Regions from separate parts of the Homo sapiens genome. Here regions 1 and 2 are each linked to region 3. A link is an interaction called in ENCODE POLR2A ChIA-PET data of the cell type or tissue named here. Cell type or tissue: CD4-positive, alpha-beta T cell. All regions are shown on one strand. Links, peaks and the distances in the headings refer to the core of each region. The heading gives the core; the rest is flanking DNA.

What was found. ChIA-PET counts read pairs that join two places held together with the same protein. Peaks named below come from ENCODE experiments on the same cell type or tissue, not always from the same donor. Only the 100,000 strongest peaks of a DNase experiment are listed, where the experiment ranks them.
Region 1: POLR2A ChIA-PET joins it to region 3 with 119 read pairs; 15 of 35 experiments call an interaction of 5 or more read pairs at or near these places.
Region 2: POLR2A ChIA-PET joins it to region 3 with 14 read pairs; 28 of 35 experiments call an interaction of 5 or more read pairs at or near these places.

The regions. Positions count from the first base shown.
Region 1 is chr2:43,185,851-43,196,406 of GRCh38, reverse strand. No RefSeq gene overlaps it. Among named protein-coding and RNA genes, the nearest start is that of ZFP36L2, 35 kb to the left of the region's middle. RefSeq lists enhancers at 1,478-2,397, 8,130-8,863, 8,864-9,597, 10,332-10,556, a cis regulatory region at 5,354-5,952 and a silencer at 8,944-9,114. In CD4-positive, alpha-beta T cell, for the core only: a CTCF peak has its summit at 4,071 (motif pointing left); DNase peaks (open chromatin) are centred at 1,356, 1,896 and 4,046; H3K4me3 peaks cover 1,816 bases; H3K27ac peaks cover 3,748 bases.
Region 2 is chr2:43,207,750-43,218,305 of GRCh38, reverse strand. No RefSeq gene overlaps it. Among named protein-coding and RNA genes, the nearest start is that of ZFP36L2, 14 kb to the left of the region's middle. RefSeq lists enhancers at 1-724, 2,892-3,658, 7,639-8,233. In CD4-positive, alpha-beta T cell, for the core only: no CTCF peak of the experiment used is centred there; DNase peaks (open chromatin) are centred at 5,125 and 7,475.
Region 3 is chr2:43,130,154-43,140,709 of GRCh38, reverse strand. LOC105374570 (a long non-coding RNA gene) reads right to left here. Exons shown (of 3, transcript XR_940018.3): 3 at 8,336-9,656. Among named protein-coding and RNA genes, the nearest start is that of LINC02580, 33 kb to the right of the region's middle. RefSeq lists enhancers at 1-143, 6,332-6,401, 5,913-6,674, 6,842-6,891, 6,675-7,438 and 3 more and a silencer at 8,997-9,046. In CD4-positive, alpha-beta T cell, for the core only: CTCF peaks have their summits at 4,059 and 8,992 (motif pointing left); DNase peaks (open chromatin) are centred at 3,609, 6,159, 6,519, 7,799 and 4 weaker places; H3K4me3 peaks cover 1,183 bases; H3K27ac peaks cover 7,720 bases.

The DNA of each region.
Region 1 (10,556 bases), core at 759-8,758, 56 kb before region 3:
TCGGCTCACTGCAAGCACCGCCTCCTGGGTTCACGCCATTCTCCTGCCTCAGCCTCCAGAGTAGCTGGGACTACAGGCGCCCGCCACCACGCCCCGCTAATTTTTTGTATTTTTAGTAGAGACAGGGTTTCACCACATTAGCCAGGATGGTCTCGATCTCCTGACCTCGTGATCCACCCACCTCGGCCTCCCAAAGTGCTGAGATTTAAAAAAATTTTTTTAAATTAGTCAGGCATGGTGGTGCACACCTGTGGTCCCAGCTATTTCGGAGGCTGAGGCAGGAAGACCACTTGAGCCCAGGAGGTCAAGGCTGCAGTGAGTTATGATCGCACCACTGCACTCCAGCCTGGGTGACAAAGCAAAACCATGTCTTAAAAAAACAAACAAAAAGGCCGGGCGCGGTGCCTCACACCGGTAATCCCAGCACTTTGGAAGCCTGAGGAGGGTGGATCACTTGAGTGAAGTCAGGAGTTTGAGACCAGTCTGGCCAACATGGTGAAACCCCGTCTCTACTAAAAATACAAAAATTAGCCAGGAGTGGTGGTGTGTGCCTGTAATCCCAGCTACACGGGAGGCTGAGGCAGGAGAACGGCTTGAACCCAGGAGGAGAATGGCTTGAACCCGAGAGGCAGAGGGTGACAGAGTGAGACTCCATCTCGAAAGAGAGAAAGAAAGAAAGAAAGAAAGAAAGAAGGAAGGAAGGAAGGAAGGAAGGAAGGAAGGAAGGAAGGAAGGAAGGAAGGAAGGAAAGAAAGAAAGAAAGAAAGAAAGAAAGAAAGAAAGAAAGAAAGAAAGAAAGAAAGAAAGAAAGAAAGAAAGAAAAGCAAGCAAGCCACACATGGTTGGGAACTGTGGCTGAAAAGAAGCTGAGCTTGGGGCCTAGACAGCTGTGGCAAGAACGGTGTTAGGTCCTTTTCAGTTTTGTATGGCTTTTGCACCAGGCAGGCCAGCTTCTGCCATTTCCTGTCTGTTTGAGCGTGGCCAAGTCCTTTAATTTCACCCAGCCTCAGTTTCGCCATCTGTAAAATGGGGATGACATTGCCTGTCACTAGGCCTGCAGTGTCAATGCAGTTCACTGACATGCAGAGAGAGCAGTGCAGGCCCAGGCTACGGTGGGGCTTACGTACCATAGTAACTTACCCACACAGTCATCTGGGGCTTCCCCACAAACAGGAATGAGAGCATATCAATAGAGTTATTATTTGAATAAATAATTCCATTTTTCTATATTTATAGAAAAAGACGCAGGTGAACCCTGTGTCATACTGCCTGTGGTTCCTGCTGTGGGGAGGGTGACCATGGCTTCACCCAGGGGCAGGCCCTAGGCTTAGGTGAGATAGAGCAGTCCCCGCCCCCAGCGCTCGGAGGCTGTGCACTTAAACTTCAAAGGACCTTCCAACAGATGCAGCTGGTTTCCTGCAGCCGTGCAGCAGCCAATGCCAGCCTGAATCACCCCGGCCTAAGGGAAGCTGGGGAGCAGAGGCCCGCAGAGACCTTAGCCCAGGTTAATATGAGAGGCTTCCTGGAGGCAGAACACACCCAGATTCTAACTGCTAGAAGAAAGAAGAGAATGGCGTGTTGGGGAGTTGCTGTAGCCCAGGGTGTTGGGGCCTGGGATGTGTAGATTCAGAGGGGTCTTTAGGAGGAACGACTTGGGAGATAAGAGCGATAAGAGCACTGATAAACGAGGTCACAGGTAGGAATGTAACCTGCGGACTCTCCAAGCCCCAGGAGTAGCTGGGTTCAGGCAGGTCCTCTCCTCCAGAAGGCCCACCAGGAGTGCCTACAGTGGTGTAGCTTGCAGCTTCCAAGCTACAGGAAGAGTCCTTGGGTCTGTGCTGTGGGTATGAGAGAGTGAGATGGGGTGGACACGGGCCAGGGCCAGGGCCAGGGCAGGATGGGGGCATGGGGAAGTGGTATCCCTAAGCAAGGGGCTTAGAGGCCCTGTGTGGGGCTGGCCCACGGCAGGTGGGAGGGATTTTTAGGTAGGCTCAGGTGCAGATGGAGACATTACGCCGTGGCCCCACAGGTGGTTAATATTTAATCTCCTCCTTAATCATTAACTCCCTGGCTGGCTGGGGAGGAACAGGGCTGTTGTCAAATCAGTAACCACAGGCCCAGGAACAATGTCCACAGATCTCATGGCCTCTCCCATTGCTGGCCGAGTGGGGTAACCCCTGGCCCTGGGGGCCAGGTGCATCTCCCTCCCACGGTGACCTTGGGCCATGGAGAGGGCTTGAAGAGGCCAATCCTCTCCGAGCCCCTGGATCGCCCTTTACCCTCCACCCTCTACTTACTGGTGGGGAGTGGTGGGAGGTGGTGTCCATTCACGCATGAGGGTTCTAGTCCCTACCCACTCCTTCCAGGCTGTGTGACCTTGGGCAACTCACGTAGCCTCCCTGAACCTCAGTTTCCTCATCTGTGCAATGAGGATAATTATTCGTGTCTTGGAGGATTGTCATGAGATTTGAATGAGAGGAGGGTATACAAGGAAGTACTTTCTAAGCTGACGATTGAGTTAGCAAACAAGTTAGAGAAAGTACAGATGGGAAGAGACAGAGAGCAAAGGGTAAAGAGGAAAGAAAACAGCTTGAGAGCTCTTGTTTCCATCCACCCAAATGCAGTTCCTTTCCTTGGAGTTTGTTTTAATTCATTCAAGGAGTGTTGATTGATAAGGCTGTGTCTCCCTAAGTGGGGCTTTAGGGGTAATTTAAAAAGGAGTCAACCTCACCCTCAGGGAGCAAGAGTGACCAGGCTCCAGGGCTGAACCCAGCAGTGTCTGGGATGAAGGTCAGCAGGTCAGTGGGATGGGCTGGAGGGTCAGAGCAGGCCTTAAGGCTGAAGCAGGGCGGGGAGAGGATCCTGAGGGATGATTAGGAGTTGCGTGTGGAGGTGTAGGGAGGACTGTGCGTGCAAGCTTGCACCTAGGGATGTTTGTGTCCTTGAATTCAAGCACATAAGCAGACTATCTGAACACAGCCTGTCGCGAGGGTACACATGAATCACCCACAAACTCAGAGTAGTCAGCCACCCACCCACAAACACACACACACAGATGCACACGGTCACCCCAGGGGCGTGTGGACACACCAGCACCTTGGGATGGCAAGGCCCTCCTCTTCCAGCCCCAGCCCTGAGGCTTTCTGGATAACTTAGCATATGTGTCCCCCAGTTTGTGTGCTTTCTGGGCCTGGCTGACACCCATCACAGGACTGAACACTTCTGGCGTTCCAAAGTCTTCAGGTACATCAAGAAGCCACGGTATCCTCTCAAAGCCACCAGGTCTCCAGCTGGGACCCAGTGAGTGTGGATGTGAGGGAGCTGTAGGCAGAGAGCTTGGAGCTGGTATGGAGCCCTGGACACATCGCTGCCTGGGACAGGAGACAGGGCAGCTGGACATTGCAAACCCTCCCTGACCACTCCCCAGCCTGTGGGAGCAGGTGGAGGCTGGCCTGGGGGCAGCAGCTGGCGCTTCTTGGAGGAGGTGGGCATGGAGCTGGCCTTTAGAATGGAAGGATTTGAGGGGCAGAGATAGGTCGCAGGGAGCTACTGGAGCCCCCAGGAGCCAAGCCCCCAGCCCTCCTCTGGGTGGTTCACTCACATGCCACACTTGGGCTGGGCCCAGCCTGCCAGAACCAAAAAGAAGCCAAGCAGTGACTTTTTTTTTCTTTTCTTTTTTTTTTGTGAGACAGAGTCTCACTCTGTTGCCCAGGCTGGAGTGCAGTGGCTCAATCTCAGCTTACTGCAACCTCTGCCTCTCAGGTTCAAGCGATTCTCCTGCCTTAGACTCCCAAGTAGGAGTAGCTGAGACTACAGATGCATGCCACCATGTCCAGCTAATTTTTGTATTTTCAGTAGAGATGGGGTTTCACCATATTGGCCAGGCTGGTCTTGAACTCCTGACCTTGTGAGCCGCCTGCCTTGGCCTCCAAAAGTGCTGGGATTACAGGGGTGAGCCACCTTGCTCAGCCCAGGCAGTGACTTTTGAGAAACTGGGCTGAGTGGTAATAAAAACAAAATTCTGTCCTTCCCCGTGCTGCCTCCTACAGGGGACTCTGAGGACTGGAGGTCTGGGGGAGGGGTCCAGCTCTGAGCTTTCTAAGCAAATACTAAGACTTCTCCTACAGGAAGCCAGTCCTGACCCATGGTCCCTGCCCCAAGGAGTTGCTAATCCAGTGGATGCCATGGATCCAAACTGCCAGAGCCTGAATCCTGCCTTGATCTGTTTCTGGCTGTGTGACCTTGGGTCTGTTACCCGACCTCTCTGTGCCTCTGTTTTTTAATCTAGAACCTGGAGGTGATAATAGTGGAGTGAATTTGCTGCTTGTGGTTGCTGTGAGGGTTAGATGAGACCCAGGGCTCAGCACAGTGCCTGGCATATAGTAAGTGCTACAGCCATTTGAAGGAGAATGTGTTTTTGACTGCCATCTTTAGGGAAGCTTCCTGGAGGAGGAGACATATAAGCAGGCCCCTGAAGGACCAGCAGGATCCCCAGAGATCCAGAGGGAGGGAAGGTACCACTTCCCTGCGGAGGGGCCAGGGCGAGTGTGGGCAGGAAAGAACGTGGCATAGTTGGGGTCACCAGGAGCCTGTGAGGCCACAGCCCCTGCTTGGAGGACGGAAGTGAGGGTGATGATCAGGGTGGGGAGTGGTCAGGGAGGGTTTGCAATGTCCAGCTGTCCTGGAGAGGGGAACGCTTGGAGGCTTGTGAGGGGAGCCCCAGGATTGCTCAGGCTGAGCTTGGCAGCAAAGAGCAGGCCCTGTTGGAGGAAGAAACCCAGGCAGAAGGCTGTCGGGAGACAAGAGCCCTGCAGGAAGGAGGCACGAGGGCTCTGGGCTCAGGCGGTGCTGGGAGGCTGGCCGGAGACTGTGGAAGGGGCAGTGCACAGGCCTCATCTGCAGGCTGGCCTCTCCAGCTGGACTCATTCAGAAAACATCCTCCACAAAGCCCCATCAGAGAGCCCTGGGACATGCTGAGGCCCCGTCCAGCCCCGACTTCCTATGGGTCTGGCCCAGTGACCTTGGGCAGGTCACTTACCCAGCCTCCATTTTTTCTTTTTTTTCTTTTCTTTTTTTTTTTTTTTTTTTGAGACAGTCTTGCTTTGTCGCCCAGGCTGGAGTGCAGTGGCGCGATCTCCGCTCACCGCAAGCTCTGCCTCCCAGGTTCACAGCATTCTCCTGCCTCAGCCTCCTGAGTAGCTGGGACTACAGGCGCCCACCACCACGCCCAGCTAATTTTTTTTTTTTTTTTTTGTATTTTTAGTAGAAATGGGGTTTCACCGTGTTAGCCAGGATGGTCTCGATCTCCTGACCTCATGATCTGCCCGTCTCAGCCTCCCAACCTGCTGGGATTACAGGCGTGAGCCACGGTGCCCGGCCCCCAGCCTCCATTTTTTCATCTGCCAAGTGGGCACAGGAATTCCTGCCCACTGTCCTTGCCCATGGGGTTGGAGAGGCGGTCTGATCTTGGGATGTAGAAGTCCCAAGAGGAGTCTCTGCTGCTTTCCACCCAAGGGCCAGGCAGGGAGGTTCAGGGCTGGGGAAGAGCCAGGCTACAGCTTTGCCTCTCTCCTCCTGGGCTGGCCCCTCAGCTTATCTGGGTCAGGGCAGAAGCTGGGGTGGGCGCGGAGGAGATACTCCTTCAGCGGCCTGATAGTGTGAGGGGATGATAAAGGGCCCAAGCCCAGCAGCCAGCTTAGGGAGAGGTGGTGCGACCAGTGAGGCTGGGCTGGAGGGTGGCATTGCTCCAGGCTGGCACTGCCCTGCCCCTCATCCAGCCCCACTGCATCCCTGAAGGGCAGTTGGGTACTGCCCAGCCTTACACCACCCCATGGGCAGGAGAAGGGAGAGGCCTCTGAAGGTTGATGGTGGCCTTTGGACACTGTTTCAGGGAACTGATGGAGGCAGAGGCCAGCCTCTCGGGTAACAGAAGGGTGACCGACTTGCCCTGGGTTGCCTGGGGCTTTCCCAGTTTCAGAGTGGAAAGCCTGTCCTGGGAAACCCTTCAGTCCTGAGCAATTCAGAATGGTTTGCTGAGGCCAGCCATTCAGTTTTTGGTTTTTTGTTTGTTTGTTTGTTTGTTTTTTGTTTTTTTCTTGAGACAGAGTCTTGCACCCAGGCTGGAGTGCAGTGGCGTGATCTCAGCTCACTGCAACCTCCACCTCCCAGGTTCAAACGATTCTCCTGCCTCAGCCTCCCCAGTAGCTGGTATTACAGGCACATGCCTCCAAGCCTGGCTAATTTTTGTATTTTTAGTACAGACAGGGTTTCACTATGTTGACCAGGCTGGTCTCGAACTCCTGACCTCAAGTGATGCACCCGCCTCGGCCTCCCAAAGTGCTCCCACAGGCGTGAGCCACCACGCCTGGCTGCCTTTGTTTCTTATCTACAACAAAGAGGTGATAGTAGAGTACATTTGCTGCTTCTGGTTGCTGTGGGGGTTAGATGAGACCCAGGGCTCAGTGCGGTGCCTAGCACATAGTAAGTTCTACAGCCATTTGAAAGATAATGTGGTTTTTTGTTTGTTTTTTAATTTTTTTTTTTTTTTTTTTTGAGATAGAGTCTTGCCCTGTCGCCCAGGGTGGAGTGCAGCGGCTCGATCTCGGTTCACTGCAACCTCCACCTCCTGGGTTCCAGCGATTCTCTTGCCTCAGCCTCCCAAGTAGCTGGGACTACAGGTGCATGCCACCACACCTGCCTACTTTTTTTTTTTTTTTTGAGACAGAGTCTCTCTCTGTTGACCAGGCTGGAGTGCAATGGCAAGGTATCGGCTCACTGCAACCTCCACCTCCCAGGTTCAAGTGATTCTCCTGCCCCAGCCTCCTGAGTAGCTGGGATTACAGGCGCCCACCACCACGTCCAGCTAATTTTTGTATTTTTAGTAGAGGCAGGGTTTCACCATGTTGGCCAGGCTGGTCTCGAACTCCTGACCTCAGGTGATCCACCCACCTCAGCCTCCCAAAGCGTTGTGATTATAGGTGTGAACCACCGCACGGCCGAGAATGTGTTCTTGACTGGCATGTTCAGGGAAGCTTCCTGGAGGAGGAGACGTATAAGCAGGCCCTTGAAGGACCAGCAGAGTCCACAGAGATCCAGAGGAAGGGAAGGTACCACTTCCCTGAAGAGGGGCCAGGGCGAGTGTGGGCAGGAAGGAACACAGCATGGCTGGGGTCACCAGGAGCTTGTGAGGCCACAGCCCTTCCTGGAGGATGGAAGTGAGGGTGATGATTGGGGTGGGGAGTGGTCAGGGAGGGTTTGCAATGTCCAGCTGCCATGGAGGGGGGAACGCTTGGAGGCTTGTGAGGGGAGCCCCAGCATCGCTCAGGCTGAGCTTGGCAGCAAAGAGCAGGCCCTGTTGGAGGGAGAAACCCAGGCAGAAGGCCGTCAGGAGACAGGAGCCTCACGTGAGGGAGGCACCGCGGCTGGGGGCTCAGTGCTTGATGACAGGTTCAGAATAGGCTGCTGGGACTGGACAGGAAAGCTGTCAGGAGGGCAGAGGGATACCTGGGGACACCTCGCCCCAGGGCATTCAGAAGGGAGTCCCTCTGCAGCCTGTTCTTCCAGCCTACGCCCCCTTGCCCCCTGCCTTGGGCTTGCTTTCCTCCAGCACTTACACTGTAAAAAATCATGGCCTTGGATCGGCGCAGTGGCTCAGGCCTGTAATCCCAGCACTTTGGGAGGCCAAGGTGGGCGGATCACAAGGTCAGGAGCTCAAGGTCAACCAACCTGGTCAACATGGCGAAACCCTGTCTCTACTAAAAATACAAAAATTGTCCAGGTGTGGTGGTGCCTGCCTGCAATCCCAGCTACTCGGGAGGCTGAGGCCGGAGAATTGCTTGAACCTGGGAGGCGGGAGGTTACAGTGAGCCAAGATCATGCCATTGCACTCCAGCCTGGGCAACGAGAGCAAGACTCCATCTCAAAAAAAAAAAAAAAAAGGTGGGGGGGCTTTCCTTACCTTGATGCTGACACAGGAGGTGAAAATCCTAAAGACCCTTGGCCCTGGCACCCCATCTAGGATGGGCACGGACGGGGAGATGAGAGCAAGATTCATGCAGGAAACAGAGCACCCCAGGGGAGAAGGCTCTGAGTTTTGTTTGGGTGATGGGCCTGAGGGGATGAGACAGGCAAGTTGCATCCAAAGCAGCTCCTAAGGTTCAGACAAAAGAATGTATAATATCTGAGAGGGAAGGTGGGCTCTGGGGAAATGTATGAATCAGATGCCAGCTGGGCGCAGTGGCTAACACCTGCAATCCCGATACTTTGGGTGGATCACTTGAGCCCGGGAGTTGGAGACCAGCCTGGGCAACATGGTGAAACCCTGTCACTACACACAAAAAAACAAAAATTAGCCAGGTGTGGTGCGTGCCTGTAGTCCTAGCTACTCAGGAGGCTGAGGAAGAAGAATGGCTTGAGCCCAGGAAGTGGAGGCTGCAATGAGCCGTGTTTGCAGCACTGCGCTTCAGCGTGGGTGACAGAGCGAGACCCTGTCTCAAGGAAAAAAAGAATTAGATGCCCCCAGAGTGGCTATTCTAGACTGGATGGGCCGTCTACCCCACCTCCCTCCCAGGAGCCCAGAGTTGGTGGTGTGGACAAAGTCTGTTAGTAAAGCTGGATGTGGTCCTGTTGTTAACATCAGGGTTGGCAAATGGGCCCAGTTAAGCTGGTCACATTCTAACTGTAGGCGCTGTTGCTTCCAGAAAGTCCTTCCTGGCCCTCTGTGGCCCACCCCCACCACGGCTCCTTCCACCTCACATCACGCCCCGTCACTTTCACCTACTTACACCTCCACTATCCCCTCCTCCCTGGAGGTGTCCCTGTCTGGTCACCTCTGAATCTCCAACACCTTCCAGGTAGTGTGCTCAGAAGATTGCACACTTCCAGGCATCTCCCACCACACATGCCTGAAGATTCATGTGTGGTGGGAGATGGGGTGCCCAGCAGTGACCACGAAGTTCCAGACAGGTGGGGGTCCTGGGGAAGGGCTGGTAACCTGGAGCTCAAGGAGGGGCCCAAAGGCCAGTCGAGGTGTTCTGAGGGGAGAGAGTGCTGCAAGGGGTCCCCAATTTCTGAGGCTGTTTGTGTCTCTAACCCAGCCTTCCCTCCCTCTTGTGCCAGACTCAGCCAAGAGAACAAACTGTGTGAGCAGATGGTGCTGCTGTCCAGGCTGAGACAGAATCCCTACAGACAGGCTGGCCAAAGGGTCCGGCCCTGGACCTCCTAGGTGTGGCTGAGGCTGGGGAGGGGAGAGGCTGAGGGCCGGGCCACCAGTCTGGGAGAGGCTGCGGGGAGAGGTGCTGAGGGCAGGGGAGCCAGGCCTGGCTGGCCTTTGAAGGGCAGGCCTTCCTGGGGAGGACACTTTAATCGCCCCCAATTAAACCATCGCCGGAAGCTTTTAACAGCCCCATAAGGCCTTTTAAGGACCGCCCTTTTGTTAGGCAGCCAAGCTGTTATGCAAAAAGAGAGCAGGCCAGAGCCTCTTACCACTTTCCCCAGGCCCTAAGACCAGCGGGCCCCAAACTCCAGTCCGAGTCCAAAGAGGCTGCTTGTTGGGGAATCAAAGGCTGGGGAAGCTGCTTTGATCTGGGGAAACCCAGCCCTTCCCAGCCTCCCCAGCTCGAGACCTCCTCCCACCCCCGCCCAAGGGCTTGAGCCCTTGAGGTCTTCACTCCCACAGTTTCCAGTGTGGAGCCTGTTGGCTGATCCCCGGGGTCCTGGGAGGCTGCCCCTGTGCCTTACTTCAAGAGGCAGGCCTGCCACAGGCTAGGAGCTTCCAGGGCTCCCACTACCCCTCAGGGCAAGGACACCTTGGCCTCACCTCTTCAACCTGCGCTAAGGTCTTCTCGGTCCCATGAGACTCCGAGTGTCAGATGGGCGTCACCTGGGACTCTGTTAGAAGCGAGGACTCTTGGGCCCCACTCCAGGCCTTCTGAACCAGAACCTGCTTTTTAACAATTTCCTCCGGGAAAGTTGAGACATTTGAGAAGTAATGCTCAAGTGTCTTCCCTCCCTGGCCCCCAAAGCAAGATAGAGTGTAGGAATGATGTTAGCCATGGTAGACTGTGGGCACTACACCCCTCTGTTTTCCAAATTTTCTTCACCATATCTGTTTTTAAAAATGACAACAAAGCCTTTTCTGTAAATAGCAGCTTCTGGAGGACCCCAAATGGAAGGCTTCCATTTGGTCCTTTGGTTGACATCAAAACCCTCCACCCTGGTGTCCACATCTGCTTCATCATTGCATACCCAGAACTGCCGGAGGGAGACAGGACAGACATTCCCATTATACAGAAGAAGAAACAAACCCAGGAAGGCTGGTGGACTGGCTTGAGTGAGGAGCAGAGTTAGAGGGAAACTCAGGAAACCCAAGCTGGTTCAGGACCTGCCTACTGTCAGGTCAAGTCAGGCTGCCACAGACAGCTGTGAAATGGGAGCACTACATAAGCGTGTCTGGCCTGGGGGTGGGCGCAAGGCGGGGCTGAACTACAGCTCCCTCCCCACTCACCAAGGGCGTCCTTGTTGGGCAGGAGGAAGGGGAGCCTTTTTCTTTCCTTCTT
Region 2 (10,556 bases), core at 841-8,840, 78 kb before region 3:
TCCTAGTTTCCGGCTAATTAAAATTATTTTCAAATAAAACTCCATGGCCCAGCAATATTTGATGAAACACAGAATTCCCGGTGACCCCTCTGCAGGGGGCCAGGCGGCTGTGGGGCCGCCTGTGTCCCCTCCAGTGCGCTCAGTGTTGGTTTTATGGGGAGAGGGAACCCGGGCCTTTGAAATGCAGACCGAGGGCCTTGTCTTACTAAATCCCACCTCCGCTCCCGTGGTGACTGCTTGCTGGTGTGGTGACTGCTTGCAGGCGGGCAGTCTGAGTCCTGCACCACTTGAGAAGGGGCTGCGGGGTAATTGGAAACCTGCTGTTTGTTTCCCCTGCACCACTAATAACCTGAGCAGAGGGGGGTGCACGTCAGGGGAGAGGAACTTGGCTGAGGCATGTGGCCACATGATCTTCTGCTACCTGGTGGTTTCTCCCTGGCCTGGCAGCTGTGGAGTCTTCAGCTCCCACCACGCCAATGTGCCAGGACTTTATTGAGCACCTATAAGATGCCCAGACTGACATCTAGTCCCAGAGTTGGGTGGGACTTAACTGACATCCAGGGCCACATGTTATGCAGATGGAAGTCGGTGAGGCTGCAGGGTGGAGGCAGATTTTGCTGAGGGCCAGAGCTGGTGGGATTCAGACTTACAGACAGATCCCCCTCCATGGTCCCCCGCATTCAGCCCACACAGCAGTGGGGCAGGATACTGGGTCTGTTGGCCCAGCCCTGCCCTTTCATTCATCCCACAGAGACTTCTCCATTGTCTAGTAAATGCCTGCACTGGGCTAAGAGAGGGGAGCTGACAGGTGTTATTCCTGCCTTCAGGGAGTCTGCATAATGATTTCAAGGTTCATTCATGTTGTAGCAGAAATCAACTTCATTCCTTTTTTATGACTGAATAATATTCCAGTGGATGGGACTTTGGGTTGTTTCCACTTTTTAGCTACTGTTGAATGTTGAATAATCCTGCTATGCACAAGTGTAGAAGTCCGTGTGTGAACATAAACTTTCTTTTTTTTTTTTTTTTTTTTTTTTGGAGATGGAATCTATCTATCACCCAGACTGGAGTGCAGTGGTGCAATCTCGGCTCACTGCAACCTCCGCCTCCCGAGTTCAAGTGATCCTCCTGCTTCAGCCTCCTGAGTAGCTGGGATTACAGGTAAGCACCACCACGCCCGGTTAATTTTTGTGTTTTTAGTAGAGACAGGGTTTCTCCATGTTGGCCAGGCTGGTCTTGAACTCCTGACCTCAGGTGATCCACCCACCTTGGCCTCCCAAAGTGCTGGGATTACAGGCATGAACCACTGCGCCCAGCCCATCTTAGTTTTTTCAAAAAGTATAATCACAAGCTGAAATCCAGGCTATAAAGGGGAAGAACATGGTACTAAGGGAGCATCTGTCAGGGAAATTGAACACACATAGGGCCCAGAAGGCGCCTGAAGAAGCAAGAAAGGACCGGGCATGGTGGCTCACACGTGTAATCCCAGCACTTTGGGAGGCCCAGGCGGGAGGATCGCTTGAGCCCAGAAGTTGGAGACCAGCCTGGGGGACGTGGTGAAACCCCTTCTCTACAAAATATTCTTTTTTTTTTTTTTTTTTGAGGCAGAGTCTTGCTCTGTCATCCAGGCTGGAATGCAATAGCGCAGTCTTGGCTCACTGCAACCTCTGCCTCCCAGGTTCAAGCGATTCTCCTGCCTCAGCCTCCTGAGTAGCTGGGACTACAGGTGCTTGCCACCACATCCGGCTAATTTTTGTATTTTTAGTAGAGACAGGGTTTTACTGTGTTGGCCAGGCTGGTCTCAAACTCCTGACCTCGTGATTCATCTGCCTTGGCCTCCCAAAGTGCTGGGATTACAGGCCTGAGCCACCGCGCCCGGCTCTTTAACAAATTAGCTGGGAGTGATAGTGCACCACTGCACTCCAGCCTGGGGAACAGAGCAAGATTCTGTCTCCAAAAAAAAAAAAAGTTGTGTTTTTCACTGCAGAGCGCAGAGGGTTATCACACATGGAAAGAGCTGGGACTCTGGAGTCAGATGGGGGCAATGGATCCTCAGGTGCTGCGAATTACTCGCTGGGTTACCTTGAGCACAGTTCACAGCCTCTTTGAGACTCAGTTTCTTCATTCGAAAAATGGGTTAATATGTAGTTGCTGTTATAAAGATTAAGTGGGATAATACATGTAAAGTGCCTTGCCCAGGGCCTGGAGGTGGTGTGTTGAGGAGCACGGGCTGGCTGCTATTATTAGTAATAGAACACTTCATCCCCTTCTGCTACCCCTCCTACCCTGGCCCAAGCTCACAGTTCTCCAGGTCAGAATGCCTTAACAATTCTAATAGCTACTATTTATGGAGCTCCTATTATATACTAAAGCTTTACATATGTTAATGAAGTCCTATAACAACCCAAGACCGAAGTCCTATTGCTATTCCCATTTCAAAGATGAGGAAATTGAGCTCAGAGGAGTTGTTATATGCCTGCGGCCATGGGGTAGGAAATGTCAAGGAAGAATCCAAAGGAATCTAAGCTTTTGCTCTTTCAAATGCCACAGGCTGCTTTCCTGACCCCTTTCTTCCTGCTTTACTCCCACCTGTCTATAAAGCCCTGATCCTTTAAGAAACCCTCCAGGATTTCATTCCAGGGTAGACTGTGTCCTGCCTCATCTGTGCATTTTTTTGTTTTGTTTTGTTTTGTTTTTAATAGAGACAGGGTCTCACCATTGTGCCCAGGCTGGTCTCAAACTCCTGGGCTCAAGTGATCCGCCCACCTCAGCCTCCCAAAGTGCTGGGATTATAGGCATGAGCCACCACACCTGGCCTCATCTGTTTTTTAAAACACAGCTGGGCACAGTGGCTCCTGCCTATAATCCCAGCATTTTGGGAAGCTGAGGCGGACGGATCACTTGAGTCCAGGAATTTGAGACCAGACTGGGCAACATGGCGAAACCCCATCTCTACAAACAATACAAAAACTAGCTGGGCGTGGTGGCACTCACCTGTAGTCCCAGCTGCTCAGGAGACTGAGGTAGGAGAATCCCCGGAGCCCAGGAGTTTGAGGCTGCAGTGAACTATGATCATGTCACTGCACTCTGGCCCAAGTAACAGAGTGAGACCTTGTCTCTAAAAATGATAAGAATAAAAATAATAAGAATTTTAATGCTAAAAAAGGTTTAAAAACCACTGACCGCTGGGTGTAGTGGCTCACAACTGTAATCCCAGCACCATGGGAGGCCGAGGTGGGCAGATCACCTGAGGTCAGGAGTTCGAGACCAGCCTAGCCATCATGGCAAAACCCCATCTCTACTAAAAATACAAAAATTAGCCAGGCATGCGTGGTGGCAAACGCCTGTAATCTCAGCTACTCAGGAAGCTGAGGCACAAGAATCACTTGAACCCGGAGGCGGAGGTTGCAGTGAGCCGAGATCTCGCCACTGCACTCCAGCCTGGGCAACAGAGCAAGACTCCGTTTCAAAAAAAAATAAAAAATAAAAACCCATGACTTAGTGTAGCCCTCTCATTCCATAGATGAGAAACTTAAGGTTGAGAAGGGGTAGGGGCACCCCTCTGGAGACTTGCCAGTTTCTGGGTCTCTACCTAGCACTTGGAAAAGAAAGAACCCAGGACACCTCCCTGAGCGTGCGCTGTGCCAATAGGGCTGTTGGTGTCGATTCTCACCAAAGCAAACCCAAATCCTTCTTGGCTGAGAGGCTCAGCATGGCTGGTCCCTGGATGTTCCATCCAGCAGGCTTCTCAGAGGGGGCCCAGAGAGTCTGTGGGGCTGACAGGCAGGAGCTTGCCAACAATAGCCCTGTAGGTCCAGAGCCGCTGCAGGGGCTGGGACCGGAGGGAGCTTGGGCAGGCATTACCTCCATGGCTGTGGAAGGGCCTGGCCCTAAGGGGTTACAAGCAGGGGCTCCCATTGGACTGCAATCAAATCTCAGCCCAGTGCTGCCTCCTACCTGCGTGACCTCAAGCAAATCTGAACTTCAGTTTTCTTTTTTCTTTTCTTTTCTTTCTTTCTTTTTTTTTTTGACGCAGAGTGTTGCTCTGTCACCCAGGCTGCAGTGCAGTGGCGTGATCTCGGCTCACCGCAACCTCCGCCTCCCAGGTTCAAGTGATTCTCCTGTCTGAGCCTCGCGAGTAGCTGGGATTACAGACGCCCGCCATCATGCCCGGCTAATTTTTTGTATTTCAGTAGAGACGGGGTTTTGCCATGTGGGCCAGAACCTGTCTCAAAAAAAAAAAAAAAAAAAGACCAGCCTGACCAACATGGAGAAACCCCATCCCTATTAAAAATACAAAATTAGCTGGGCATGGTGGTGCATGCCTGTAATCCCAGCTACTAGAGGGCTGAGGCAGGAGAATCGCTTGAACCTGGGAGGCGGAGGTTGCGGTGAGCCGAGATTGCACCACTGCACTCCAGCCTGGGCGACAAGAGTGAAACTCCGTCTCAAAAAAAAAAAGTGCAATATTTATGGTTTGTTTGTTATTACCATTTTGGGGTATTTTTCCACTTCTAATCAGTAGGCATCCAATCTGATGGGCATCAGGAAGGCCCCATGGTTTGCCCCCACCAAACTCCCAGGGTTTGTAGCTGTGCGTGTAGCCATTTAGATTTAAATTAATTAAAAGTAAGCAAAATGTAAAACTCACTTCCTCAGCCATACTAGATAGCTACGTTTTAAGTATTCAGTTGCCACATGGAGCTAGGGGCTACTGCATTAAACAGCACAGAACATTTCTGTCATCACAAAAGTTCTGTTGGACAGCACTGTGAGTCTAGAATGTTCTATTAAAATACCAACAGCTGAAGGAAAGATGCTTCCAGCAGCAGGTCCTGGGATACCCCCATGATGTCCTTGCTGGTTCTCCTTCCTTCCAAAAGCCAAGAGACTCCAGAATATTCCCAAACTACTGCTCCACCTGGCAGATTGAAAGTGCCAGTGGAGAGGGGAAGGGACTGAGCTCTGCCTAACTGCCCACACGTGCTGGCATCTCTCAGCCCCACTCAGCAGTCTGGGACCCACCTCCTCCCAGATGCACCTCACACCAACCCCTCCAGTTGTCCCTGTCCCCAAGCATGTGACACCACATCTCTCAAGGAACCCATGCCAGAACTTGGCACGCTTCCCCAGTCTTTTCTCTCACTTCCCTCTACCCCTTCCCTCATAGGTTGCCCAACCATCATGACTCTGCTTTCTAACCAGGCCTTGACTTTGCCCCCTTTGTCTCTAGCTCCTCTGCAACTCAGGCCTGCCCCACGCTCACCCAGACACCTTGTCAACCAGGAGCCCTGGCTGGTCCTCTTCCAGGCCACCACTCCTCTAGAGCAAGGTTGTAAAGCACTTGGGTGATCATACTCTTCTCTGCCCTAGGACGCTACACAGGGTCCCACCACCCACTGTTCAAGTCCAAGGAGGCTCTGGGATCCGGAAAAACCTCCCTCCTCTGCCTATGCTCCTTGCTTCTTAGCTGCTCGGGAGCACCAAGGATTCCTAGAGATGCTGTTCACACTCTGGGCCCTTTACTTTCCTTCCACCCCTGCCTGGGACATCCCCTTGTGACCCCCTGCTTCCTCGCCTCTTCCCTCCGCGGTCAGCCCAGGCTGAATCTCAAACTCAGATCTAGCCTCTCCACCCAACCCTGGCCCCACCGGGGCACTGTCCAGGCCTTTATCAGAGCACATATCACAGCATCCCACAACAACTGGTTATGTCTGTCTTCCTCTCTACCCTGTCAGTTCCTTCAAAGCAAGAACATTGTGTTCCTCCTTGCAGCCCCCAAGCCTGGCTCCTCGAAGGGCTTCAGTAACTGTTTCTACGACAAAACCAATCTGCCCTGTGAGACTGGCCCTGTTCGCTCCCATTGGACAGATGAGGAAAATGGAGCTCAGAGAATGAAAGATGCTTGCCTGAGGTCTCCCAGTGCATAAGTGGCAGCGCCATGATGCCGCCCCAGGCCCTCACAAAGAGGGCGGAGTGTCCCAGCCATTCAGAAGAGGCAAAGATGCACTATTCCTTGGTACAAGGAACCTCATGTTGATTTTTTCCTCTTTTTTATCTTTTTTTTTTTTTTTTTTTGAGACAGAGTCTTGCTCTGTTGCCAGGCTGGAGTACAATGGCACTATCTCGGCTCACTGCAACCTCCGCCTCCCGGGTTCAAGCGATTCTCCTGCCTCAGCCTCCTGAGTAGCTGGAATTACAGGCACCCACCATCATGCCCGGCTAATTTTTTTGTATTTTTGTAGAGACAGGGTTTCACCATGTTGGTCAGGCTGGTCTTGAACTCCTGAGCTCGGGTGATCCGCCCTCCTCAGCCTCCCAAAGTGCTGGGATTACAGGTGTAAGCCACCGCTCCTGGCCAATTTTTTCCTCTTATTTGGAACTCATGCCTGCTTGTTATGAATATTCCAACAGCTGCAGTGAATCCCAATACGTGCAAGTGGAAAAGGCCCCCTTAACCTTCCTCCTCAGGCCCACTCAGCAAATGTGGCCACTTTGTGGCCACTTTGTGTAAGGCATTCCAGAGATCTGGTGAGGCACCTATCTACAAATATTTATACACACACATTCATATATGGTTTCAGTCACAAAATGGGGTCATTCTCTCCCCTGACCTATCATTTAGGGCATTGGAACATGGCTGCATGTGGCTCTGTTTGTGAGGGTCCAGGGGATGGACAGGGAGGCTCTGCATTATTTTGCTTTTACCAACATTGCAGCATGAACGTTTTTTTAACTCAGGGCCTTGGGTGAATATCTCCATCAGATGAATCCCGAGAAGTAGCATGCATGGGTCACAGTGTGGCTCACGTGTTTCTTGGGAGGGTCACATGCATTTTTCCTAATTTATAGTATTATTTTATTTTTTATAGACAGGGGGTCTCGCTATGTTGTCCAGGCTGGTGTCGAACTCCTGAGCTCAAGCCATCCTCCGGCCTGCCAAAGTGCTGGGATTATAGGCGTTAGCCACTGCGCCTGGCCCATCATGCATTAAATGCTTGAAGCCTGCCCTCGTAGTAACATGTTGCACTAAGTATAATACCTCGGAGGCCGCGTCCCTCCCTGTCTGTCCCTCCCCACTGCCTGTTCTGAGTTTCTGGAGTCCACATCTCAGGGGCTCCAGCCTGGACTCTGGTCTTTCTCCGACTCCCTGCCCTGTTCTCAAGTCCCCCTGTTGTCGTCCACTGCCTAGGCTGGCACCACAGTCTGAGGCTGCCACCTGGGAGACCCAGGCGAGGCCTGGAGCAGTCCCAGTGGGCTCAGGGCTCCTGGGGCCTGAGGAACCAGAGGCACTGAAGCCACGTCGGGGAGGCCCTGCCTGTGTGATGGGTGGTGGGAGCAAAAGAAATCCTTTCTGAAATGACAGCATTGGGATGACAGCGTGTGTGGGAAGGGGTGTGTGTGTGTGAGTGCGTGAGGCTGTGGTGTGGCTCTGTGAGTGTGTGTGAGTGTGGGGGGGTGAGCCGGCATGACAGCATGTGTGGTGCTATGTGGGAGTTGCCATGCGTGTGTTTTAGGGCAGTTATGTCAGGCGTTATGTAAGGGAGGCGCTCCCTGGGGCCAACAAACCGCAGTGGTGTAACCGCCAGGCCAGCAGGGAAGGAGGGAAAATGTAAACACCATTCCGTGCCTTTCCCTGCCCTGCCACAGGCCCTGCGGTCCTGCCTTCCCGCCACCTGAGGCCCCGTGGGCTGGCTGGGGGGTGATGATGGGGGCGTGAGGGCTGAGGCTCCCAAGAGCTCCATAGGCGTGCACATCTGCAGCTCTTGATACTGGCCCAAGGGATAGCACCAAAGGAGAGCCCAGCCAGGGCCTAACTGGGCTTCTTCTGGTCAGTTGCAGGCCATGCATCCCCCACGTGTGAGGCGTGCAGGCTTCCCTACCCCACAGCGCTCCTGTGTCCCAGAGGCCTCTCCCTGGCATAGGAGCCCCTTGCCCTGCAAAGAATCAGCATGGGGTTCACGGCTCACCTGTTCACACCTGTACGGTGGCCTCAGGGCCAGCTGTCTCTGTCTCTCTCACATACACTCAAAGGCGCACCTCCTCCCTGCCCCACTCCACATCCTGGCCCAGACACCTTCCTTCCCACCAGCTCCCAGTTTCCAGCCCTTCAGCCTGGCACCTGAGGCTTCCTCTTCTAGGAAGCAGCCCTGTCTGCTCCAGGCCAGAGGCCTTGCTCCCCACTCTGAAAACTCCTGAGGCCCCTGTGGATACATAGCTGGACATCTGGCCAAGCTCAATAGTCCCCTGTTCTCCAGTTGCTCGTTTTAAGAATAATGGCCATGGCCAGGTGCAGTGGCTCACACCTGTAATCTCAGCACTTTGGGAGGCTGAGGCGGGAGGATCACCTGAGTCAGGAGTTCAAGACCAGCCTGGCCAACATGGCAAAACCCTGTCTCTACTAAAAATACAAAAACTAGCTGGGCGTGGTGGCACGCGCCTGTAATCCCAGCTACTAGGGAGGCCGAAGCAGGAGAATCACTTGAACCTGGGAGCCGGAGGTTGCAGTGAGCTGAGATTGCGCCACTGCACTCCAGCCTGGGTGATAGACTGAGACTCCATCTCAATAATAATAATAATAACAGTGGCCATAATTTATGGAGTATACTCTGTCAAACCCCCTCCCTCAAAGTGTTCTTATTATGCCATGCCATCCTTGAACCAATCCTAGAAGGTGGTGTTCTAACCATCATGGGAGCCAGAACCCCAGCAGACAGAGGTTAAGTGAATCATCCACGGTTATGCAGCCACGCCTAGAAGTGGCTGGTGGCAGAACCTGTATTCACAATCTCCCGTGGCTGAGCCCCATTTCCCCACACCTCCAGGCTCTTGGGGAGCAGCAACTCTCCTGCTTCCCGCCCCCCACCTTCCCCAACATAGTGCCAGCTGGGCGGCCACAAGATACTTAAATCAAGGCTGTGGCTTACTCAGTGGCTGCATGCAGTTGGTGCCATCTAAATGCTAGATGACTGAGTAACTGAACAGGATTGAATGCAATCTTTTACTTGGAACAATAAAGTGCAATGTTGAGAGTAGGAGCTCTGGAATCACTCAGCTATATGACTTTAGGGTACTGACAGACCCAGCTGAGCCTCAGTTTCCTCACCTGCAAGATGGAAATCGCCATTGTGTCTTCCACACAAGGTTACTGAGAGAATTTCTGCGACGCTGGGTGTGATGGGCTTGGCTCCGTGCCTGGCACACATTTTGCAGTCAAAAATGTCAACTGCTGCTGCTCCACTTTCGGGGTAGAGCTGGGGCAAGCATATTCTCCCATTTTAACAGTGAGGAAAACTGAGGCCCAGAGAAACCACTTTCCCAAGTTCCTGCAGGACTTGGACTGCAACTGCAAATTGCTGATTCCTAGCCTGGAACCTTTAACAACAGGCCAGCGCTTCTCATCCAGTCAGTGTGGATAGAGGCAGTGGAGTCAATGGAGGAAAATATTTTTCTAGACCTTACAAAAGTTTCTGATCAGCAAGAGAGCAGTGTCCTCTTGGAAAGATAGTACTCTCATTTTTCTACCCCTGTGAAGGAGGGATTAATCAAGGAGGCCTTACAGGAAGAGGTGGGCATCAGAGTAACCTTGTCTCCTTAAAGGAGGAAGACACTGTGGCCCTTCAGGGGAGGCTGAGCCTGTCTCTCCAGGGTGACCTGCCCTGTTAGCCTTCCAATCCTGGAAGACCTCCAGCCTGGCCTGGCCTGGGGTCCACAGGCTGTACCTGAGTGCTGTACCTCTATTCCCCTGTTTTCCCCCATCCCTTCCCAATGCAGGGCTTTGGGAGAATCTCCTCCAAAGCCAATTTCTATTTTTTTTTTTTTTTTTTTTTTTGAGAAAGAGTCTTGCTCTGTCACCCAGGCTGGAGTGCAATGGTGCGACCTTGGTTCACTGCAACCTCCGCCTCCTGGGTTCAAGCGATTCTCCTGCCTCAGCTTCCCGAGTAGTTGGGATTACAGGCGCCTGCCACTGCGCCCAGCTAATTTTTGCATTTTTAGTAGAGACGAGGTTTCACCATGCTGGCCAGGCTGGTCTCAAACTCCCGAACTCAGGCGATCCACCCTCCTTGGCCTCCCAAACTGCTGGGATTACAGGCATGAGCCACCGTGCCCGGCCCCCAAAGCCCACTTCTGTCACCTCACTCCTGTCTGCTCTCATGGTCAAGTCCTAGCTTCTGCACCTGGCATCCCAGGCAAGGCCCCTGCACCTGGCCCTGCCCTCCTGCAGCCCCTACTGACCCGTAGCTAACATTGCAGCAGCTCCCCGCCCTCCACTACTCCCCTCTTCTGCTGTTTCTCCACAGCCTCCTCACCAGTCAGCACACTATAGAGTTTACAGATTTGTCTTCATTGTCTGTCTCCCACTAAAATGTCAGCTGCAGGGATTTGGGGAGGGGGAGAGGAGGGGTCTTTTTCATCGTGCTCAACAAATACTTGAGGGAATGACTGCATGATCTCCACCCTCCTGCCACTGCACACTCATGCCAGGCACCTTTACCCTGATGCTGTTATGCCCTTGCCCTAATGTCCTCCCGATGCCTTTGGCTGAATCATGCTAC
Region 3 (10,556 bases), core at 1,276-9,275:
AACAGCCATCAGTTAAAAGGGGAAAACCTGACTCCTTGACCAAGGGGGACCCTGAGAATTCCCTTCGCCGCTGGTTCAGTGGGGAAGAGGGAGAGAGTGTGCAGAAGCACAGGCGGCCCGAGGCCCTTGCACTCTGAATCTTGTGGCAGGCAGAGAGCTCCCATCGGAGGAGGCGCCGCTGCTGGCCAGCCAGATTTCCAACTCCCATTTCCTGTAGGGTCAGCAGAGGTGGAGGATGGGGTAGGCAGAGGAAAGCAGCTTTAGTTTCCGAATCAGGATGGAAAACAGATGTCCCAGTACCCCGCTGGGCCCAGATTCACCCTGGACAGAGGCTGGGCCTGTTCTCAGCCCTGACCCGTCCACCAACCTCCTGTCCGCCACATCAAGTCCAGATGTGGCTTCTTCCAAGTTCTAATAATAATTTTGATTTGTTGCAGCGAAGCAACCTTCACCCCCTAGCTCAACCCTAAACTTACCAACTCACCATGGAGTAGAGAAGGAGTAACACTATGAAAGCTTTGTAAGGAAACCTGGGTGGGGTAGAGAGGAGTGTGAACTTGAGATTCAGACCAATGTGGGTTCAACCACAGCCTGGTCTTTTACTAGCTTTGTGATCTCAACCATTACATCAGTCATCAGCTTCTGTGTAAGAAGCCACCACAAAACCTAGTGGCTCAAAATAACAACTGTTTATTGCTCACGATTCTAAAATTTGGGCAGGGATTGACAGGACAGCTCACTTTTTCTCTACATAGTGTTGCAGGGAATTTTGCGTGTGTGTGTGTGTGTTTTGAGACAGGGTCTCACTTTGTCACACAGGCTGGAGTGCAGTGGTGTGATCATAACTCATGGCAGCCTCAAACTCTCGGGCTCAAGGGATCCTCCTGCCTCAGTCTGCCAAGTAGCTAGGACTACGAGTGCACATAACCATGCCTGGCTAATTTTTAAATGTTCTGTAGAGTCAGGGTCTTGCTATGCTGCCCAAGCTGGTCTCGAGCCCCTGGGCTTCCTCCCTCTTCACCCTCTCAAAGTGCTGGGACTCCAGGCACAAGACATGGCGCCCTGCCCATGGTGTTGTGTTTTGTAAGTTAAGACAATGGTGCATGTGCATGAGCAGAGGAAGTCCATAAAATGCATGTCCACCCTGTTCCTGGTCTCTCATCTCTGTACAGATCATTCCTTTTCTTTTCATCTGTCCTTACTCATCAGTAAACCAAAGGAAGAGAGTGTTGGTAGAATATATGCATAGCAAGAAGAGAAATTAAAAGGTGTTAGTTTTGGCCAGGCACGGTGGCTTATGCCTGTAATCCCAGCACTTTGGGAGGCCGAGGCAGGTGGATCACCTGAGGTCAGGAGTTAGAGACCAGTCTGGCCAACATGGTGAGACCCCGTCTCTACTAAAAAAAAAAAAAAAAAAAACATTAGTAAAGTGTGGTGGCACACACCTGTAATCCCAGCTACTCAGGAGGCTGAGGCAGGAGAATTGCTTGAAGGTGGAGGTTGCAGTGAGCCGAGATCGCGCCACTGCACTGCAGCCTGGGTAACAAGAATGAAACTCTGTCTAAAAAATAAAAAATTTAAAAAAAAAAGTTGTTAGTTTTGTGTGGTGTTCCCACTCTTCTGGTAGGAATGAAATATATATGCATGTATGACCTATGAAATATGAATTGCATAATTCTGATGATTGTACATATGAGCTAAATGCTCTTTTTGCATTTAAAACTGGCTTTGCACCATATAAAGTTGAACAGCAAAATTCATAGTAACATTTTCAAATTTTAGCTTTTTTATTAGGGTAGCATTAAATAGCAAGTTAAAAACACCATGGTGAGTTAAGGGAGAGAGACTATCAAAAGAGAAAGCTTTATATTTTAGTGCCTCTAACAATGTTTATCTTGCTTTTTGAATAAGGGGCTCCACATTTTCATTTTGCTTTGAATTCCAAAAATTGTATAAGCCTAGGCATAGGCCTCTTAAAGCCTGTGCCAGAACCGACACAGCATCACTTTTGCCACATTCTATTGGTCAGAGCAAGTCACAAGGGCAGCCTAGAGCCAAGGAAGAGGTGGGGGTATGCAGGTGTGTGTGTGTGTGTGTGTGTGTGTATGTGTGTGTGTGTGGTGCGGAACTGGCTCCACCTTTTGAAGGGAAGAACAGCATTCTAATACAGAGAGGAGAGGAATTGTCAGTGACCATCTTCGCAGACAATCTACAACCACCATAGGTCATCCCCTTTCTGATCTCATCTTCTTATCTGTAAAATGGGAATGATTCCCCAGGGTTGATGGAGAATAAGGGAATATTGTGCTTGCAATTTCCTGGAACATGGTGATGCCTCATTCAGGGTTGGTCCCTCCCCTTCTATTTTTTGTTTTGGGAGGGCGGGGAATGGAGCCTCACTTTGTCGCCCAGGCCGGAGTGCAGTGGCACAATCTGGTCTCACTGCAACCTCTGCCCCCCGGGTTCAAACGATTCTCCTGCCTTAGCCTCCCGAGTAGCTGGGACTAGAGACGTGCAACACCACGCTCTACTAATTTTGTATTTTTAGTAGAGACAGGGTTTCACCATGTTGGCCAGGTTGGTCTCAAACTCCTGACCTCAGGTGATCCGCCCACCTCGGCCTCCCAAAGTGCAAGGATTACAGGCGTGAGCCACTGCGCCCAGCCCCGCTTCTATTTCTTAATCGTGCTTTATAAATGCTTACTGATTTGCTGTCTCATTTCAGTCATTCATTCACTTAATCTTTATTGAGTCCTATGAGTCAGGCTCTGCTCTGAGAGCCAGGGATCACAGCTGAGAATAAAACAGACAAAAGTCCTTGCCCCTATGGAGTTCGTTTTGACAAGAGAGACAGACAATAAATGAGGCAAACAAATAAAATACGTATTGTGTTGGGAAGTAAAGAGGCCAAGGAGAAGGAAAAAAAAACGGTAGGGGGCTAGAGAGTTCTGTGGTGAGGGCCCAGTGTTCGCTAGGGCGGCCTGGGAAGGCCTCACTGAGAGGAAGTCATCTGAGTAAATCCTAAAGGAGGAGCCCTGGGGATGTTCCAGGCAGAGAACAGCTAGTGCAAGGGCGCCGAGAGGGGAGCACGTCTCAGGTGAGTGAGGGGTGGTGAGGGGTCCCGGGTGGCTGGCGGAGGGAAGAAGGGGAGAGATAAGGGAACTAGGGAGGGCAGATCAGGAAGCATCCCCACTACCCGCCCCCACAAAGGAATTTGTCTTTTACTATGAATAAGATGAAATCACAGAGGCTGGCGTGGAGGAGGAGAGCAGTGGCTGCAGGGTAGGCCAAAGACTATAGTGGGAGCAAGAAGAGGCAGGGAGACTGGTGGGAGGGTGGCCTGGCCAGGGGCGTCCCACTGGAGGTGGGAGAGGTAACTGAATTCTGAACAGTGCTTTGGAGTTAGACAGGACTTTCCTGTCAAATCACAGGATATCAATTTGGCATGACAAGCAGGTGTTATCAAATCCTCATGTTATAGAAGACAGCATCAAACCTTGGCGAGGCTGGATGACATGCATCGTGTCACGTAGTTACTAAGCAGTGTCTTTCTGAAGGCAGGAAGGTTGCGGGGTCTGTCTGAAGCTGACAGTAACGGATGTGTGGTCTGCACGTGGGTGTGTCTGTAAGTCTTGCCTTTCTCTGGGTCTCCATATCTGTTGTCACCCCATCTCCACCCCCTACTGCCACCTGTCAGCTTCTGCTCTTCTTACGCATTGCAGACACATCTTCATCTTCTCCCAAGCCCATTTCTAAGGGGCCTGTATGTTTCTGGTGCCCAGAGTGTATGTGGGCGACCGTTGTAGCATCGGCATGCCTCATAAGAGTGTGAATGCCCCAGTGTGTGTGTTTCTGAGTTTGTGTGCATTACTTTGGCTGTGTGTGAGGTGTGTGTGCATACTGCTGGCTGTGAGCACCTATAGATGGGGGGCTTAAGGGACTGGGTGTGTGCACGAGAGTAAATGTGTGTGCAAATGTGTGAGCACATGGAGGTATCCTCTCTCCTCCTTCAAATTTGCTCCCATCCTGAAAAGCCCAGGTCAAGCCCACTTCTGCAAGAAGTCCCCTCACTTTTCTAGGCCATAAGAAGCCCTCCACCGCTGACATCCCACCACCCCCTCTGTCAGAATCACACACTCCGTGGCTTTGATTGCTTTCGAGTGGATCTACCTCCTAGAATGCCAGCTGCCCACATGCTGCAGGGCAAAGTGGACATGCAGGCGCACATCCCTGCCCCTGTTCAACCATCAGGCTAGACCTCCTGGGGTCACCTCCCCCAGCCCCCCACGTGAGTTGTTTAATGGTGCTTTGGAGAAGGAGGGGCAGCAGCCTCAGTAGGGTCTAGTAAGCAGGCCTGGTGGCCTCCAGCAGGCAGACGCAGGTGCGCAGAAGTGGCTGTGTTCCAGGCTCCCTTCCTCCCTGTGGGTAGCAGCTGAGTCCAAGCTGTAGAATGGAAGTCTACACTGCACTCTGTCAGTGAGCTCCCAGGGTGGGCTCGTGGGGGTCCTGGGAACGCAGAGACTTGGCCCTCTAGAGAGACCTGCGGGCCTCAGGGTAGCTGGTCCCATCCTTTGCTCCCTCCCCTGCACCCTCTAGGGGCCCCCACACTGGGCCCCAAAGCAGGGCTCCTTCTGATGTAAACCCCTCTCCTTCTCTTCCTCCCAGGGCACTGGTTCCTCTGTGAACCCTGTGGCCTCTTCTGTAGGTACTACAGGGTCCTTTCTCTTTAATCCACTGGAAATCAGGCCTTTGCTGTTAGCCTGAGTTGCCCGACAGACTAGAGAATCATTTCAGCCATGAGCCGAGCCATCCTCACATGGACCGCACTGGAAATCCTGGAGGTGTAGGGCCAGTTTAGTCCCCACCCCAACAGCCTGCCCTTCCCCCAGTCCTGGCCAGGCTCCTGCCTCAGGCCTTTTGTTCTAGCTGTTTCCTCTGTCTGAAATGTTCTAGCCCAGACTCTGCTTGGCTATTCCTTCCCCAAGCTCCTGTTGAAATGTTGGCCTCTTCATGGGGCCTCCCTGGAGCACCCAGCTTAGTACGGTGACCCGAGTGAGTGCACACCCTCGCACCCACCAGCACTCCTCATCTCCCAGCCCTATCTGCTTCCTCTTTCTTTCCATGGAACCCACTGCCTACATGAGGATTATAGAATGTAAGGCTGGGCGCAGTGGTTCACACCTGTAATCCCAGCACTTTGGGAAGCTGAGGCAGGAGGATCCCTTGAGGCCAGCCTGGGCAACATAGTAAGACCCGTCCCTACAAAAAAGAAAACGAAAATTAGCCGGGCTTGGTGGTCCCAGCTACTCAGGAGGTTGAGGTAGGAGGTTCACTTGAGCCCAAGAGTTTGAGGCTGCAGTGAGCTGTGATCCTGCCACTGCACTCTAGCCTGGGTCACAGAGGGATACCCTATCTCAAAAAAAAAAAAAAGACAGAAAGAAAGGAATGTATTTATTCTGTCTATTGTGCCTCCCCAACAAAATGTGGGCCCCAAGAGGGCAGGAATCTTTTTTTTTTTTTTTTTTTTTTTTTGAGATGGAGTTTCGCTTTTGTCACCCAGGCTGGAGTGCAATGGCACGATCTCGGCTCACTGCAACCTCTGCGTCACAGGTTCAAGCAATTCTCCTGCCTCAGCCTCCTGAGTAGCTGGGATTACAGACAGATGCCATGACGCCCAGCTAATTTTTGTATTTTTAGTAGAGACGGGGTTTCACCATGTTGGCCAAGCTGGTCTCGAACTCCTGACCTCAGGTGATCCACCCGCCTCGGTCTCCCAATGTTCTGGGATTACAGGCGTGAGCCACCACGCCCGGCCGAGGGCAGGAATCTTTACTTTTCTCGCTGATGTCTCCCAAGTGCCCAGAACTTGCCAGGCCATTTTAGGTGCTCCATAGACATTTATTTAGATTGTCGCTGGCACTGGAGCTGAGAGCAGAGAGAAGCTTGAGGGAAGAAGGGGGGTCCTCAAAGCCATGGCTACCCCTCAGAGGGGAGGCAGGGGCAGGGGAAGGAGCGGGGCCGGGCGGCCACCGGATCTCTGGACCCCTCCACCCCACTTGCCCTCCTCCCTCGGGGGTGGGGGGGCATGTCTGCCCTGCACACGCATGTTGGCACACACCTGCGTACCCTGCATAGGTGGCCCCACCTCCCACCTAGTCCAGATGCATGCGCGGCTGACGTGGCTGTGGTTTTGAGGCCCCAGAGGTACAGATTAGAGTCAGGGCGTCTGTCCTTTTCGGCTGCAGGAGCAGGGTGGGATGGGGACAGGCACTCCCTGCAAGCAAGCACCCAGAGGCCCTTTCTCCCTGACCTCTTGCACACACATGTGGACAGACAGGTGGTCCCCCAGGCTGGCTGTCCTTAGACCTCAGGCCCAGGAGCTGTGCACCTATCTATACTAGGCCTTGTTGCAGGGGAAGAGGGGCGGCAGAGGAAGTGGCTGCGGGCGCCCTTCCTAGCGTCTGAACTTCCACCTTTAGTGTTTGTGCCCGACACATGGGCGCCCAGCTTTGTTTGTCAGTTCTTTCCTTTGAGGGAAGCGTTATTTCTTTTGCCTTCTCATGTCAAAACCACATCCCTGCGGGAGGGTTTCACATTCAGCCCTTAGTGGTGTTGAGCTTGTCTGCCCAGGCCTCCCTCACGCGCACACCATGTGGCCAGTCCTGGGGAGCATGCCGGTCCCCTGCTCAGAAACCTGCTGCTGCCCAGGGCCTACCAGGTCCAGCCCCGCACTCAGACCCAGTGCTCGAGGCCCTGCCCTGCCGCCTTCCCTACCCCAGGCATCCTGCTTTGCGGGCAGATGTGTGGCCTTGAGCCAGGTGTCCAGGTTCAATGCCAGCACTGTATGACTGGCAAGTCACTTAGCCTCTTTGTGCCCAGGTTCTCTTCCTCGCAGAACTATTGTGAGAGTTAAGTAGGTTCACATATGCAAAGTGCTTAGCACAGCACCTACTGTGCAGGTAAGGTGTCAATTAATATTAGCTGCCATGATGATCATTTCCTGCCTCAAAGTCAGGAGGGCCTGAGAAATGGCTTTGTCAGGGCTTTGCAGCCCAGCTCTGGCCTCCCAGACTGAGCCAGCTGCTTCCAGGTCACCTGGGAGCTTGTTGGAGACTCAGAGTCCCAAGCCGCTCTAGGGGTTGTGACACAGCAGCTGTGGGCTGGGCTGGGGTGGTGGGGCTGGGGGCCTCACACCTGGGCCTGCAGGCATCTGTGGGACAGGAATCCCCTGCAAGGCCCTTCCCCAGCCTCAGGCTGGTCCACCCACCCGAGTCTTTCCAATTCTGCTTCTCCAGATCCCCTGTGCCTTGCAAGGTTCCTGTCCTGCAGGAAGTAGGCCCACAAACCCTGCCGCCGACACCCCACAACCCCTCCTTCCTGGAGCCTCAGTTTCCTCAAGTATGAAAGGGGATAAAAAATGCCCACATCTCAGGATTAACATCAAGCAAGGTCTTAGATGAAAAGCACCTGGCCCATGGCAGCCGAGAAGGCTAGTTATTATTACTGCTATTGGTGTTATTGCCCGCACCCTGCACCTGCTGAGCACCTGCATGTTCCTCTGGGTTCCCGGCAGGGTCTAAATGCCTAAACTCACATCAGGTGTTAGGGAAGTTGTGTTGACCAGGGTGGACTCTGATTAACCTTCCACCTCCTTGCCTTGGGCTCTTGGAGCTGAGAGGGAGCACCATGGCTGGAGTCTGAGTGTGGCTGGCCCTCACTCAAAACAGCCTGAGTGAAGGAGGAAGGAAGAGAGGTTGAACTGAGTGGCTTGGGCCCCAAAGGATGTTGAAAGCTAGGCCGCGGAGTGACAGTTCTTGGGGGCCCCACTGTAGCTCCCTGCCCGCCCCACCGGCTGCTGTCAGTGGGAAGTGCACAGGCCCGGGGTGGGTAGAGGTAGGGTCCCAGCCTGGGCCAGCTCCCCGGGCCCTGCCACTGCAGACCTGGGCAGCCACCAGAGCTTTGCGTCTTGGGGTCAGCATTGCCTTCTCCAGGCTCCTCCAGTGGAAGCCGCCTCCTCACCGCACCCCCAGGCCCCACCTCGCCCCACCTCACCCCACCTCGCCCCACCTCACCCCACCTCGCCCCACCTCACCCCACCTCGCCCCACCTCACCTAGGCGCAGCCCCAGAAAATATCTATGAAGCACTCACTTCATAGATAGCACCTGTGCCAGGTGGTTTCAGTTCCACAACCTCATTTAATCCTCCACAATTCCCTGACATTTTATAGGAAAGAAAACTGGCTCAGAGAGGCTGAGTAACCTGCTCAAGATGACACAGCTTGTGGGTGGCTGAGTTGGCCTTCCAACCCAGATTCCTGTCATGTTCCTCAAGCCGACAGGTGGGTGAATTTGTGCTGGAAGAGACTATGCGACTAGGCCTCTTGTTTGTTGGGGGAAGAAATAGACACCCTGCACTGGGAATTGAGCGCCCCAGGCCATGCCGCAGGCTCCTGGCAGAACCAGGACGGGTTATAGAAACTTCTTTTGGCATTGGGTGCCAATGGGAGGGGCTCTGCCGGGAAGGCTTCCTCCTTTGCTGCCTCCAGGTCTCCCCTCAGAGGCCACCTCCCCACAGAGAAGCCTTTCTGGCAGTCCTAGCTGAAGTAGGGCACTATCACCCTCTATCCTGGGCTGGCTTTAGTTTTCTTTGTAGCACTTATTGTCACTTGCAGTTTTATGTATCCAATTATTTATTTATTGGTTCTCCCCCATGCTAGAATATGAACTCCATGAGCTCCAGGAGGGTCTGTCTTGTTCCCTTGCCTAGAATAGTACCTTGCACAAACGCCACAATTTTTTTGTGGAATGAATGAATGAGAGTGTCAGGTGATAAAGAAGCAAGCATACATGGGGGAAAGTTTGGTGTGATAATTCTGGTGGAGGAGGGAACTGAGAAGTAATTTACAAAAGGGAAGGGGCAGGGCCACTGTGGACAGCCATAGCATCTGGCACGAAGACTGCCAAGTGAATGGTGCCCCCTGCAGTTGGACAGTTCTCAACTTGGACAACAGTCCATGGTGCCCTTAAGGGTGGGAAGGGACCATCCCCTCAGCAGGGACTGAGGGAGAAGGGAGCCATGAATGGGGCAGGTCTGCAGGTGCCCTCAGCGGGAGGAACAGGCTGTTCCCTCTGTAAGGACGCCACGTGGTTGCGGTTAGCAGTTTGCCATCCGGTGTTGTCTCCACAGACAGTTGTCCAACCAGGGAGGGGGCTACTGCTCTGCTGTGAGCAATCGCTAGTACCTGGAGCACCCAGCAGGCTTCGGGCAGGAAAATCACCTGACACACCCCACAAACACACACCAAACACTGTGGACAAAGATAATCGCACAGGCAGAGGGGGGCTGTTTCCTGAGCCAGCCCCGGGCTCAGAGGTGGAGGACACTGTGTACTGAGGTCTCTCCCCTGAGCAGGGGCCTCGGTGAGGAACTTGTCACAGCTCTGTGGCCTGCCCCCCTTCCTCCTCCCCAGCCCCACAGGCTGGGCACAACAACAATCACCTGGCGATCGCAGGCCGTCTTCAGTGAGTCACCCTGCCCACAGTGAGCCTGGCTGGACGATGTTATCAGCTCCCCTGCTTACTTAATTCCTTGGGTGACATCACCACCGCCTCCGTCTTCTCCTTCTCGGCACTGTAGCCTGCAGCCTGGCATATCCTGGAAGGGAAGGCGGTGGAGGTCTCTTGCCAGAAACTACCAGGGCAGGTAAATTGGAACCTTCAGTTCCTTGACCTTTAGCCCCAAGGGGCTTGCCCTAGTTTCTTGCTTTGCACACAGGGGCCTCAGTTTACCTCCCAGGAGATGCTGTCTGCAGTGAAGCCCTGGGAAACACATGGCACCTCTACTCTGTGCTCATTCCCTCTCTCCTTGTGCAGAGGGGGTTTCCTGTTGGACAGAGGCCAAGCTGCTTGCCCTTCAATGTGTCCAAGTTTATCCTGGGGTTGTACCCCCAAGTCCAGCCTAAGTTCTGTCTCGCGTGGACACAGCTGCCTCCGAGCCTCTGTGATGGGCCTTTGGGTTCCCAGGCTCTCCCAGGCTCAGATGGGGCAGCCCTGCTGGCCTTCTACCCGCCTCTGTGTCCGGCCACCATGACCTGGGACTCAGCCCCTCACCTCCTGGGAGCCCAGGCCAGCCCTTCCCCGCCACAGCCTAGCATTCCCTTTTGCGTCCCCTCACCTTCACCCTTGCCAATACCGACCTGCAGGCCCAGTGGCACATGGGAAGTGCTGTAGGGTCAGTATAGCAATGACAGAAGTGACTGGAGATGTGTGTGGTTCCCTTTCAGCCTGGCCTCCTCCTCTGCATCCCAGTGGGATGAGGGAGGGGATTAGTTCCTCTCTCTGAATTGTCCTACTCTACCCCCTCCCCACCATTTGAGCGGGACAGCAGAGAGGGGAGACTGAGAGGCCCCAGGGAGGGGCTGAGCACAGGCCTCTCTGGCTGGACCTCGGTCTGTGATGGGAAGCTGCCCAAGCCTGGCATGTGAGGGAGGCAGCCAGGGGAAGCCGGTGGGGCTGGGCAGGGACAAGAGGCAACCCTCTGAGCTGCCAGACAGCT